Regions from separate parts of the Homo sapiens genome. Here region 1 is linked to region 2. The links are chromatin contacts, found by Hi-C or POLR2A ChIA-PET in ENCODE. All regions are on one chromosome and are shown on one strand. Each heading gives the region's core, a stretch centred on a gene start or an enhancer-like site at or near the end of the contact. The rest is flanking DNA. Distances are from core to core; before and after follow the strand shown. Region 1 overlaps LOC105379772 (a long non-coding RNA gene). Region 2 holds the start of HCRTR1 (hypocretin receptor 1).

Region 1 (6,634 bases), core at 1,062-3,561, 130 kb before region 2:
AGGGCTATTATTTTGAAAGGAAATGTGGCAATATCTGGGAAATTTTAAGATGAGCACATCTATGATTCAGCAATTCCACTAATAGATGTTTATTGGGGACAAAACTCACCCATGTGCACAAGGAGACATTTCAGCCCTGTTCATAATAGCAAAAAGTCCAAAAGCCTAATCAGTGCTCAATTAAGGATGGGTAATTTGAGCCGGGTGCAGTGGTGTGCACTTGCAGTCCCAGCTACTCCAGAGGCCGAGGCAGGAGAATTCCTTGAGCCCAGGAGTTTGAGACCAGCCTGGGTGATACAGTGAAATGACGACAGTGACGATGACGGAGGAAGAGGAAGAGGAGGAGAAGAGGAAGAGGAAGAAGGAGAAGAAGAAGAAGAGAAGGAGGAGGAAGAGGAGAAGAAGAAGAAGAAGAAAGTAAAAGAACGGAGAAATGTATCATGCAAACAGAAATCACAAGAAAGCTGGTGTCGCTCTACTAATATTACAGAATAGACTTGAAAACAAAAAGATGATACTCTTTTAAAGAGAGACATTTTATAATCATAAAAGGGTCAATGTGTCAGGAAGATATAATAATCATAAACATATATGCACTTAACAACAGAGGCCAAATATATGTGAAGTAAAAACTGACAAATGAAGGGAGAACTAGGCAATTCAACAATAGTAGTTGAATACTTTCAATAATGAATACAATATCTTGGCAGAAGACCAACAATGAAATAGAAAACTTAAACTACACTATAAACCAAAAACTTAAACTACACTATAAACCAACTATACCTAAAATACATCTTTAGAACACTGCACCCAATAAATTATACAAGAAAAGAAAAATTGACCTTTGAACAACACGGGTTTGTGTTTGAACTCTGTTCATTCACTTATATGTTACTTTTCTGCTGCCTCTGCTACCCCTGATATGACAATACCAACCCTTCTCTCTTTCTCCCTCTTCCTCCTCCTCCTCAGCCAACTCAGCATGAACACAATGAGGATGAAGGCATTTATGATGACCCCACTTCCTCTTAATAAACAGTAAATATATATTATCTTCCTTGTGATTTTCTTAATAACATTTTCTTTTCTCTAGCTTATGTTATTGTAAGAATTCACTATATAATACATATAATGCACAAAAAAATGGGTAGATAACCTGAGGTTTATTCAAACAGTGGACTACTTTATAGTATTTGAAATAATTTAAGTAGAGTTACATGAACCAATAAGGATAAACTTAAAACACACTAAATACTGAAAAAAGAAGCAGGTTGCAAAATGATATGGTATGATACTATTTATTTTAAATTTTTAAGAACACACAAAATAATACTTTATATTGTCTATGGATACATACATAGGTGGTAGAAATACAAATGCATGCATGGCAATGATACTTATCAATTAAAAATTTTTCCTGTGGGGAATAAGGGAGAAAGGAAGGACTCCTGCCCATAGGACCACTAATGCTACTCTAACCCTAATCAGGACTGGGTACTGAGTGTGGGGAGATTCCCTCACCCCAGTTGGGAGTAGCCACAGGGTGTTAATCAGATTCCAAGGCAACCCTTGCTCTCTATCCATCGCACATGAATTTGAGCTTGTGATCTTGGGCACAACCCACAATCTCTGGACCTCGGTCAACCCATTTGTGAAACGAACTAAAGATATTTGCCCTGGAGAGTGGCAAACTCAGTGTCAACCTTCACACTGTCAGAAGCAAATGGGGAAGATAATCTAGACTGCCTTGTACTGTGTGGCTTTGTAGCAGCACAAGCTGCAGACAAAGCCTCTCAGACACCGAGTTGTAGAAGGAAGGGCTTTATTCAGCTGGGAGCATCGGCAAGCTACTGCCTTAAAATCTGAGCTCCCCGAATGCACAATTTCTGTCCCTTTTAAGGGCTCACAACACTAAAGATTTCACATGAAAGGGTCGTGATTGATTTGAGCAAGCAGGCAGTACATGACAGGGGCCACATGCACTGGTGGTCAGAGAGAAACAGAACAGGGCAGGGAGTTTCACAATGTTCTTCTATATGATGTCTAGAATCTATGAATAACATCGGTTTCTAAGTTATGAGTTGATTTTTAACTACTGGGTTTAGGCCAGGCAGGCCCAGGCCTGGTTTTTGGCCTGGCGCCGGGCTGCCTGTCTTTGGTTTTACTTCCTTGTCGTTTTTTCTTAAAACGGGTACTGAGTATAAAACAATATCAGAGGGTCTCTCTCTTCCCTCAGCTTCACTGTCAAGTAAGAATTTCTCTCCCCAGGGGAAGCAGATGGAATTAAAACATGGTGATTATTCTTAAACACCTCACGCAACGGCTGCTACACACCATCTGTGAAGTCAGTTGCAGATCTATGATGAGGAAGTAGAATCATGTGGTCCCCAGGCCCTTTGCTGAAATGTCTTTCTGCTGGGTAATTAATTACGTGGTGTTGAAATGCTCTGCGTCAACTCCCTTTGGTTTAGTCATCATGCTTGCTTAATGTTCTGTTAATGTCCATGCTGCTTTCTAGGAACTTGCACATCAGCATCGCTGTCCAGGTTAAAGGAATTTGCAATGTCCCCGTAGGCCCTGAATTTCTACCCTGAATGAAACAATGAAAAGGGGGTGACCATACTCTCATCTTCCCCAGCTTCCTGGTTGCTGCAGTGTAGGGGGTTGGCTGTGGGTGGTGGGTAATGAATCCCTGTTGGCTCCTATTGCCAAACAGACTGATTACACATCAGCTCTGATAACTGACGGATCCCACCCTCAGACAAAAGCAAGAAAATGTGGGTAGCAGTTTGCATTGTAATTAGTAGGGAATAAAAGGCTCTAAGTGCCTCATGATTTCTGGTTCATTGGAATTGAAAACAAAGTAAGGTCTGGTACTGAGGGAGAGTCAGTCCCTATTTGGTTGACCCCAAAACATTTGCAATTAGATTTGCTGGATCTGGGATCCCAAGAGATTTTGAACCATGGGGTGGGAAGCCACCAAATTCAAATTCTTGATGGCATGATGGGCTTGATCCATGGGGAATGGGGCTCCCCCAACCCCTTTCTGCTGCCACCAACAGCTGAGGCTGGTGTTGGGGAAGAAGAACCCAACAGTCCAGCAGGCAGAGGCAGCAAGTCACTGGTAGGCTGTCCTCAGTAAGATCTTGTCTCTGCTCAGCAGCCCCAAGTGGATGAGTATTTTGTTTTTTATTGTGGCAAAATATACATAACATAAAATTTACCATTTTAACCCTTTTTGAGTATATTACTAGGTGGTATTAAGCACATTCATGTTGTTATGCACCCATCACCACCACCCATCAACAGATTTTTTTTTTTTTTTGGGAAGGAGTCTCACTCTGTCGCCCAGGCTGGAGTGCAGTGGCAGGATCTCGGCTCACTGCAAGCTCTGCCTCCTGGGTTCAAGCGATTCTCCTGCCTCAGCTTCCCGAGTAGCTGGGACTACAGGCGCCTGCCACCATGCCTGGCTAATTTTTTTGTATTTTTAGTAAAGACAGGGTTTCACCGTGTTAGCCAGGATGGTCTCTATCTCCTGACCTCGTGATCAGCCCACCTCAGCCTGCCAAAGTGCTGGGATTACAGGTGTGAGCCACCACACCTGGTCTGAATTTTTTTGGGGGTGGTGGCTCATGCCTGTAATTCCAGCACTTTGGGAGGCTGAGGTGGGTGGATCACGTGAGGACAGGAGTTTGAGACCAGCCTCGCCAACATGGCGCAACCCCGTCTCTACTAAAAATTAGCCGGGTGTGGTGGTGGGCACCTGTAATCCCAGCTACTCTGGAGGATGAAGCAGGAGAATCACTTGAACCCGGAAGGCGGAGGTTGCAATGAGCTGAGATGGTGCCATTGCACTCCAGCCTGGGTGATGGAGGTGGGGATAGGGGAGGGGGGAACTCCGTCTCAAATAAATAAATAAAAAGAACATTTCAAAGTAAGGACATCCTGTCACATAACCTCTAATTATTTCAGCAAGCATCTCTTTAAAAAAAAGGACACTCTCCTACATAACCGCATGGTTATTATCCCACCTAAAAAAGTAACAGCAATTCCCTAATGTCATGTAAATTCCAATGCAAATTTCCTCAATTTCCCTCCAAATGTCTTGTATAGCTGATGTTTTCAAACTATGCTCTAATCACTAACCACACATTGTAGTTAATTGTTGTATGTCTGAATTCTCTTGGTTTCCCCTTCTGCTTGTTTCTACGAGGCTGGGAGGGTTAAATTGCATAACATCCCGCTTTCTGAATGGGCCTAATTATTTCCACTTGATGTTCCTTCATCTCCCGTATCTTCTATAAACTGAGATAAATGTCTGTAAGCTTGATTTGATTTAAGCAGAACAGCCTTGGCAAGAGTAAATACTTCATGGGTGGCGATGAACTTCACCTTGAAACATGACTACTCCTTGGCAAAGCTGAATGTGACACCTCTGTGTGCCCTGGGCGGGGGTTCCCAAGTAGGACAATGCAAAACGACTCCAAATAATTCATCTTATTAGAAATGCAAGTGTTTTAAAATCACACGTTTTGTATTGTAAGAATTGTGTTATGCAGTTCTTCTTCAGAAAAGGTTTTTCCTTGAAGGGCTAGAGCTGGCAGGTTAACACCAAAAACTAAAATAAAATGAGAGACGCTTCAGTGAAAACACTAAGGACAATTGTTATTAGAGAATGTGGAAATCTTGAAAAAGAAAAGGGAGAAGGGTTCTAGGAGAGTTTAAAATTGTATATTTAAATAACATCCAAATAGTATTGTGAAAATGACAAACTATAGAGTTTCACATAAATTTTCAATGTGGAATTTGATATCATATTACATAAATCAATGCGATATGTGTTATATATGTGTTATGTTATAATTTAACCACATTATAACAATATTTTAAAAATAATGTTGAATATTGGCTATCTTTTCTGTCATTTCCTTTTTTTGAGATTTCAACAAATTTACTCAATATTGATGTAAATACATGAAATTTCATATGTAATGCATGGCCTTTAGTATCATAGGATTTGGCCTTCTAAAGTAAATCACAGGTAAACAAAAGCATGCTGCATTTCCAAACTAACCAACAGTGTTGCAATCTAATATGGCTTGGCTCTGTGTTCCCACCCAAATCTCATCTTGAATTGTAATCCCCATGTGTCGAGGGAGGGAGGTGATTGGATCATGGAGAAAGTTTCCCCCATGCTGTTCTCATGATAGTGAGTGAGTTTGCACGAGATCTGATGGTTTCATAAGGGGCTCTTCGCTCTCTGCTCAGACTCTCTCCTGCCGTCTTGTAAAGAAGGTGCCTGCTTCCCCTTCTACCATAATTGTAAGTTTCCTGAGGCCTTCTCAGCCATGCAGAACTGTGAGTCAATTAAACCTCCTTTGTTTATAAATTACCCAGTGTCAGAGTACTATCTTTATAGCAATGTAAGAATGAACTAATACACAATTCAACAGAGCCCTCCCATAGCTTTTCACTAGGTACCTGAAGCAAGATTCCTCCTGCTTAGAAATAGGTGGAGGCTGGGCATGGTGGCTCATGCCTGTAATTCCAGCACTTTGGGAAGTCGAGGTGGGCGGATTACCTGAGGTCAGGAGTTTGAGACCAGCTTGGCCAACATGGTGAAACCCTGTCTCTACTAAAAATACAAAAATTAGCCAGGCATGTTGGTGTGCGCCTATAATCCCAGCTACTCGGGAGCCTGAGGGAGGAGAATAGATTGAACCTTGGGGGCAGAGGTTGCAGTGAGCCGAGATCACGCCACTGCACTCCAGCCTGGATGACAGCAAGATTCCATTTCAAAAAAAAATAGGTGGGGGAAGACACCCTCAAATTAACCCAGAAAAAAAAATGGTAACTCAGAATTATATTCTCATAAGGTTTCACAGCTGCTCAACACCAGAAATAGATTATGAAGTCTTTTGCCTAAGCACTTCTATAAAAGTTTCAGTGTTGACCAAAAGAAGACACAGTTTTCTCATTAAACTTTGTCTTGATGGGTCTCAAAATTCTGTGACAGATTTTTGGTCAAGTTGTTTCCATTAAAAATTACTGATTTTGAAAACTAATGACTTGCCAGGTGCAGTGGCATGTCTGTAATTCCAGGTACTCAGAAGGTTGAGGTGGGAGAATTGCTTGAACCCAGGAGGCGGAGGTTGCAGTGAGCTGAGATGGTGCCACTGTACTCCAACCTGGGCAACAGAGTGAAACTGTGTCTCAAAAAACAAAACAAAACAAAACCAAAACCAAAACCAAAACCGAAACCAAAACCAAAAAATCTGATTACTGAAAATTGCCACACGAAAACAAAACAAATATGATTCATAAAATATTCTCCTTCCCTTCTGAATCTTTTATGATGTATTATTATCATTAACCAGTCTTTTACTATTAAACTTAAATGGCCAATTGAAGCAAACTGTTCTAGACAGTTCTTCCATGACTGATTAAGACTTGGGTGGCAGGTACTAGGGATAATGTTCATTTAGCCTTCCGAGCTTTCTGGGCAGGCTTGGTGACCTTGCCAGCTCCAGCACCCTTCTTGTCCACTGCTTTGATGAAACCAACAAACGGCAAAAGGACTCAGGGGAGCTCGTCAGAAAAGCTCTCAACACACATGGGGTTGCTAGAAACC
Region 2 (7,212 bases), core at 4,713-7,212:
TAGTTTAATCACTTCTGCAAAGTCCTTTTTGCCACGTAAGGTAACATTCAAAGATTCTAGAGATTAGGACTCAGACATCTATTATTCTCCCTACCACAGATGGGTACTATATCATCCCCTTTTACAGACAATGAAACTCAAAATAGAGAAGCTAAATAGCATGCCCAGGATCACACAGCTGGTAAGTGGCAGATCCATGGTTTAAACCCATACAATATGGTCCTAGAATCTGTTCATGTAACCATGATACTCTTCTATCCTGGCAGAATTCTGGCTTTCTGATGACATTGGAGTTGCCTGACCAGCCCTGGAGAGAGAAATACACCTTTTTTTTTTTTTTTTTTGAGACCAAGTCTCATTCTGTCGCCCAGCTGGAGTGCAGTGGCATGATCTCGGCTCACTGCACCTCCGTTCCCTGGGTTCAAGCGATTCTCCTGCTTCAGCCTCCCGAGTAGCTGGGCTTACAGGCACAAACCACCACGCCCAGCTAATTTTTGTATTTTTAGTAGAAATTTTTTTAGTGGAAAACTTTAGTAGAATTTTTTTATTTTTGTACTTTTAGTTTCACCATGTTGACACCAGGCTGGTCTCAAACTCCTGACTTCAAGTGATCCACCCGCCTTGGCCTCCCAGAGTGCTGGGATTACAGGTGTGAGACACCTCGCCCAGCCAAGAAAAACACTTTCAACTTTCAAAGCCACTGTCATTTGGTGGGGCTCTTTGTTACAGTCACTATATTCAAATAAGGAGTCAATAGTAATCCACAGAAATAAAAATAATGCTTTTCATTTATTCTGAATGGTTTGAATATTTTACAAGGAAAATGTGTTATTAATTTCAAATCTGCTTAAGTTGCAGGACAAAACTGCCGACCTGTCTGTGTCGCACCTGGGTTAAACCCTCCCATCATCTTTGGGATAGATTGAGTTCAAGCACCTCAGCCTGCCCTGGAGGCCAGCGTTTCACCCATCTTTTTGTTTCTCATTGCTCCTCTTCATGGGTACACTCTCAGGCCAAACTAGTATTTGTGGCATACTAGCTTGCAGCAGGCCTTTCACCATGTCCACCCCATGCCTGTGCTCATGCTGTCCCCTCTACCCGGAATACTGCCCCTTCTTCCTCTCCCACTCCTGCCTAGCATGTCTCATTCAAAGGCTAGCTGTGAGCTCCTGTTCACCCCTCAATACCTAGCCCAAATTGCCTCTGGAAATTTTTTCTGTTTATCTTGGTCTTTCTCTGCCCTGCTAAATATTTTCCTTAAATGTCTGGTGATCCAGGTTATAGTTTGAAACCCCAGCTCCCCACCTTTCCCACCACACACACACACACACACACACACACACACACACACACACACTTCCCAGGAAGAACAGGCCCCTCCTCTTTCCTTCCCCCACTTGTGTGTCCCTGTGTCAAAATAATCATACCAGCACACATTTACTATGGCCATTGTTTATTACTAATATTATTTATTATTTTAGGGTTTAGATCTTTTGCAGCCCCCAGCACCAATACATGGCTAAAAACAATACCAAATGCCACTTAAGTGTCACGATGTCTGACAAATGATGACCACTTGGACTTCTTAAAATGTTAAATTATTTTTAAATATGTGCATGTGTATGATTATGTCTGTCTGTGCCAGGACCCTTAATTTAGCCACATCTGCAAAGCCCCTTTTGCCATGGAACATAGCCACATGTTCTGGGGGTTAGGACGTGGACATCTTTGGGGGCCATTTTAGCCTATCACAGAGATGAAGGAAGTGACCAGCCCAAGATCACCCAGTAGTAAGCAGCAGAGTGGCAGTCTAATCCCTGTCTTCCTGACCCCAAAGCCTGGCTCCTGACCTCTCCTCAACACCAGGGGCGGGGTGGGGGCAGGTGGGAGGAGATGTGTTTTCTGTGGTTTCTGTGCCTTGTTGTTGGTGCTGTCCCATTCTGCCCCCACCCTGCCTCCACAGGCTCCATCCTGATGCATTTCACACCACCCCTATCCACTCGTCTCCATGAGGGTCTCCCTAGCCTAACCAGGAGAGTCTCCGTCTCTGCAGCCTACCCAGCCTCCGAGTTTGTTTGTTGAGTGAGTATACGGGTAAGTGGACAGACAGAAGGCTGCCAGCTCCAGCCCCTTCTTCCTGGCTCCTGCCACTGGCTTGAAGATGCTCTCTAGGCCAGGAGTGGTGGCTCACACCTGTAATCCCAGCACTTTGGGAGGCCAAAGCAGGAGAATCACTTGAGCCCAGGAAGTGGAGGTTGCAGTGAGTCATGATCGTGCCATTGCACTCCAGCTTGGGCAACAGAGCAAGACTGTCTCAAAAAACAAAACCAAAGAGGAAAATGATCTCAGCTTTGGGAGTCACAGAGAATGCCTGACTCTGGGTCCTGTGCTCCTCCTCTCCTAGCGGCTGCCTGTCTCCTTCAAGCCACCCAGACCCTGAAGGAGGGGGCCCATCCAGAGGAGAAGAGGCACAAAGGCTGAGGACCTGGATATGGGGAACAGGAGGTCTCTGGGTCCCTCCCTGGGCATGAGCTCCCAGAGGCCACTGCTGTTGGCCCAAAGACAAAAACACCACAGCCGCTCAGTGGCCTCCTAGGCTCCGCCCTCAGAATCCCCCTTTCCAAAAGCACAGCCCATCTCTGCTGGCCTCCCCTCACCCACCCCACACCTCGGCCTGCTGCCTGATCTCTGCTCTTCTACAAAGCACCTCTGCCTTCCCCAGAGTTTTCCTATCCACGTGCCCAGGTCTGTAGCGGCATTAGCAAGAGGAAACCCAATTACATTCCAATTACTCTAGTCCTAGCCAGACAGAGGTTACTGTAAGTCACAGCAGGATCGGGAAGGAGGAGGAGGTAGCACCTGGGGCCAGTGCCTAGGGTGACACTTGAAGATGGATATGACAGGGACCTGTGGCTCAGAGGCTCAGGATTAGATCAACAAGGCTGGGGCTGGCTGGTTTCGGGAAAGAGGTCGTGGGGGCCCCTGTTGACAGACAGCTCAAGCACAGCAAAGCCCTGAGGCCAGCCCTCCCTGGGCAGAGGAGGCACAAGGGCTGGGAGCCCAGCCTGGACATGGAGGACCTGAGGTCCCTAGGGCCCTCCCTTGGACATGGGCATTTGGCCAGGGTTCCCAGAGCCAGTGCTGTTGTGCCCGAGGACCAAAATCCTGCAGCTTCTTGTAGGTCTTCTAGAACACTACTGGTTCCCACCGCCCCGCCCCCAGGATTTTCTCTGAGCATACACCCACTCTCTCTCATGCCCATCTAGGCCAAATAACTGGCCTCTCCCACCCTTAGGCTGTGGCTAAATAGGCCAGATTCAGGACCAGAGGGGCTGCGAGGCCTAGTGCCTCCAGGCCAGCGCCCTGGCTCCTGCTGCTGGCTTGAAAATCCCTGGCCAGCGTCTGATAGGGGAGACAGGGAGATCTGTTGCTTGTGATGGCAGGAATCTCTTAGGATATCCCTTGACCTGGGGAGCAGCCATCTTTGGGGCACCAACGGATAAAGGGTGGGGGAAGGTTGGCAATTGAGATCCCTCTTAAGTGGAGATGGGACTGACTCTGTGACATTGTATACTGGGGGGAATTCTCAGCCATGATTTCCTCCCTACACAGACATGCACCACCCTGTATCATGACATGGGGGAGCCTGGCGAGCCCCTTGCCCACTCCAACCCATGGTATCTGGGAGGCCCTGTAATATGGAGATCTGCACTCTGGGCTAGGTTCTAAGCCTGGGCTGTGCTGGGCTTGGCCAGTGCCTACCGCCCACACAGACAAACATGGATCTGTACCTTCCACACTGCGGGCTGAACCTTGTTTGCCGCAACTGTTATTGGAGTGTCCCCACACGATCTGCCTCCCATCCCCCTACATGCTGCAGCCCCCTCTGCAGCCCCTACATAGCAAACAATCACAGCTCCAGGTAGGGGGGAGAATGTGGGGGGATAAGATGAGTCATTGCCGTGGGAACAGATGTACCAAGTTCCACATATGCACACTCACAGAACCTTACACACAAAGGCATGGCCACACTCACATTCCCACACTCACAGGGAAACACGCTGGGAGGCCAGTGCTAGTCAAAGCCACAGTTGAACATTCAGATCCACACTGAGAAACAGTCATCTCCTCACACATACACATTCCCCATAGACACAAACGCCAAAACACAGGGACAGATCAAGACCCAGACAGACACATCCCACCCAGAGTGACCTCCAGTCATCAACCCAGAGCCCACCCCCTGCTCATATGCACAGTCAGACTCAAACACACTGGATTCCCTAGACACACACCACAGCCCTTACTTGAATTCAAGACTCAAACACAAACACACACTCATGCACACATATGCAGACATGCACACACCCACACATTCACACATGCACACACGCACACACACACACACACACACAGCAGCCCCTCTTCTGAGTCCCTTCACTCATTCTCCTACCTCGGCCAGCACCTAGGGAAGACAAGACATCACACACCATGCAGATGCCATACCTGCCCAAGGACAAAGTTCTGCCTTGGGTTTAGCTTCAGTCCATCCTCCTGTTCTGCAGAGGTTAAGGTCACTGGCCCCCTCCCTTATGCTGCTCCAGTTCCTCTCCCACACCTCCTATGCCTAACGGCGCATCTTCAGAGCCTTTGAAAAGGGCTTTGGCTGCAATGGGAAAGATGGTGGTTGCATCCCAGGAGTCACCTCCCAGGAGGGAAACAGTGTGAGTTTCAGAGGGTGACATGTTAGGAATGTCCTATGCTGAGCTAGGGGATGGCCAAGGTGACTGCATGATGCTCAGGCAGTCACCCTTCACCTACCTGTGATTTCCAGAATCCCCAACCTTCAAACCTTTGCACCTGCTGTTTCCTGACCTTGAATGCCTCTCCTCGAATACCACAATCCCCCTTGCAGGCTACCTTCTTATTCTTCAGGTCTCCATGGAGATGTCCCTGCTCCAGGAAGCCTGTTCTCATGCCCTGGCTGAGTCGGTCTGTCCTCCTGTGCCCCACAGCCCCCAGGGCCCTCACACCCTCCTCACACCACAGGTTAATTGCCTGGGTGTGCACCTGCCTCCCCCACCAGCCAGAGAGATTTTGCAGGGGAGGGAGACTGTGTCTGGTGAGAGAGGCTAGAGGCCTGAGAGGGGCAGAGGCTCAAAGCCCAGCTCTGCCTCTGCTGTGCGACCTTGGGCAAGTCATTGCGCCATGTGGATCCAGTGTCCTTATCTGTAAAATGGGGACAATAACGACCACCTCACCAGGTTGATATGAAGATTAAATGAGAGCAGGCATCATATGCATTATCCAAACGGTAGCTGTATTATTAGAACTCACTGCCTAGCACACAGCTTAATAAATCGTTATTTGTGGAATTAACGAACCCCCACTTCTGTCCCCACCGGCGTCCTTGATTTTTGGGGGGAACAGTAGGTATAACAAAAAGAGAAACTGGGGGCAGATAGGATGGGGGGCTGGGAGATGGGAGAACAGGCTTCTCTGGCATCGTTGGGAGCTAGCTGTTACAGCAGCATCCGGAGCTAGGCTGGAGGCGGTGCAGGCATCCTCTCTGTCTCACCCCTGTGACCCACCTGTGCCATCCTCCTCCTCAGTTAGGTGAGGCAGCAAGGAGAGGCGGGGCTGGGCTCCACCTCTGCACTGTGGCCCTCTGAAGCTGCCAGGCCCGCCGGCACACACTAAGTGCGCCCAGAATGCGGGGTGGCCAGGGGCATAAATGTTGAATGAATGAGGATGGAATGAATGAACGGATGGACGCATGAATGGAGGTGGGATGGAAGCTTGAAGTGGGAGGCTAGAAGGAACGAGCGTCTCCCTCCGCCCTGCGGGTCTCGGGGCTGGAAGACAGGGAGCCAAGACCGTCTGGGGGCTCCCACCCCGCCCTGCCCCTCCCGCCGGCCCTCCCTCCCCGCAGCGCGCAGCCCGGCGGAGCCCGCGCCGAGCCACAGCCCGCGCAGTTGCCGCGGATCGTGCTGAGCCCCGCGAGCCGAGGCAGCGCAGCCTAGGGAGGGGGCTGCCCCGGCCCCCTCCTGCAGTCCCGGCCCCTAGAGGCTCGGCCTTCCTCGCAGGAAGGCGAAGTCCCCGGTGCCAGGTCCGGGGACCAGCAGCCGAGAACGCCCGGGTCCCGGAGCCAACAGGTGCGGGGTGTGGGGGACCCCCAGGCCTGGGATGGGGGTTCCAAAGGACCCGCGGCGAGGGATGGGAGGAGCCAAGAGTCTCGGGGGGTAACCTGGGTGCTGGGAGACTGGCTCCTCGGCCAGCGCTGCTCTCCTCTAGGCAGGCTCCGAGTGCCCTCGCTCCCCCGCGCCTTCCCGGAGCCCCGCCAGCCCCCGAGGTGCAGGAAGGTCCCGCGGACGGAGCGGGCCTGCCGGCGTTCAGTGGGGTATGAAGGCGTCCCCTCCCCTTCCCCAGGGGTCTCCAGGGATCCGCAACCCTCCGGCACCTGGCCGGGGTCGTCCTAGCCCAGCCGGGGGAAGGAGGGGCTGAGTGCGGGAGGAGGGGAGGGGCGGGGAGCTGGGCTGGCTGGATTTATGAATGGAGAGCGACCCGCGCGCCGGAACAGCGGCTCCTGGCGGCCGTCGGGGAGCGTCGCGGCCCTGGGGACCCAAAGGGGCCTCTTAGGGGGCCTGGATGCTCCCCTTGCTCGCAAGGGGTCGTCAGTCCCTCCGCGCACCACCCCCACTGTGTGTGTGTTGTATGTGTGCGTGTCCGCGAGTGCCCACCGGAGGGTCTGGCAGGTATGGCGGGTGGGGCTTGGGTCTCTAACACCTCCCTTGGCCCGTTTTCCCAACCCAAAGTTAAAGCCTCTGAACTGGCTCAAGAAATATTTGCAATCGGGATGGCTTCTCCTCCCAAATCTACGGTGTTTGGTGGGTTCGAACAGACCTGGCTTAAGAGCTTTGTGACCTTGAGCAAGAGACTCAATCTCTCTGAGCTTCGGTCTCATCTGCAAAGCAGGGTACCCTAATAATGGTAACCGGAAACGTCCCCGAAACTACCTTCTCGTACCAGGTTCTTGGTGAAGCACTTGGCACGCATCGGAGCTCATTACTCCTCATCGTGGTCCTGTAAGGTATGTAGGGCTGTCACCCCATTAGACAGATGGGGAAACCAAGGCTGAAAGAGGCCAGGTAAGCTACCCAAGGCAACTGGTGTGGAATTGGGATGCAACCCAGGTCTGTCTTCCTCCACCAA

Evidence for each region. Hi-C counts contacts between places; a loop is a spot of excess contacts on that map. ChIA-PET counts read pairs that join two places held with the same protein, here RNA polymerase II (POLR2A). Pooled maps may share reads with other maps.
Region 1: a loop to region 2 is called in a pooled map, with 2.1 times the contacts of the local background. The contact joins the enhancer-like site here to the promoter of HCRTR1 in region 2. A Hi-C loop is called at or near these places in 3 of 37 single-sample maps with no recorded cell type and 4 of 50 pooled maps. POLR2A ChIA-PET finds 5 or more read pairs at or near these places in 1 of 52 experiments (activated CD4-positive, alpha-beta T cell).

The regions. Positions count from the first base shown.
Region 1 is chr1:31,481,105-31,487,738 of GRCh38, forward strand. It overlaps LOC105379772 (a long non-coding RNA gene), which reads left to right. Exons shown (of 3, transcript XR_001737618.2): 3 at 976-1,052. It also overlaps the pseudogene EEF1A1P46. Among named protein-coding and RNA genes, the nearest start is that of LINC01226, 34 kb to the right of the region's middle. RefSeq lists an enhancer at 2,071-2,380 and a silencer at 3,045-3,223. Within about 2 kb of position 2,312, at least 13 of the 41 ENCODE cell types and tissues checked have a DNase peak (open chromatin) inside an H3K27ac peak, as active enhancers do.
Region 2 is chr1:31,611,727-31,618,938 of GRCh38, forward strand. It overlaps HCRTR1 (hypocretin receptor 1), which reads left to right and starts at 5,963. Exons shown (of 9, transcript NM_001525.3): 1 at 5,963-6,155; 2 at 7,030-7,090. RefSeq lists enhancers at 2,867-3,653, 5,879-6,568.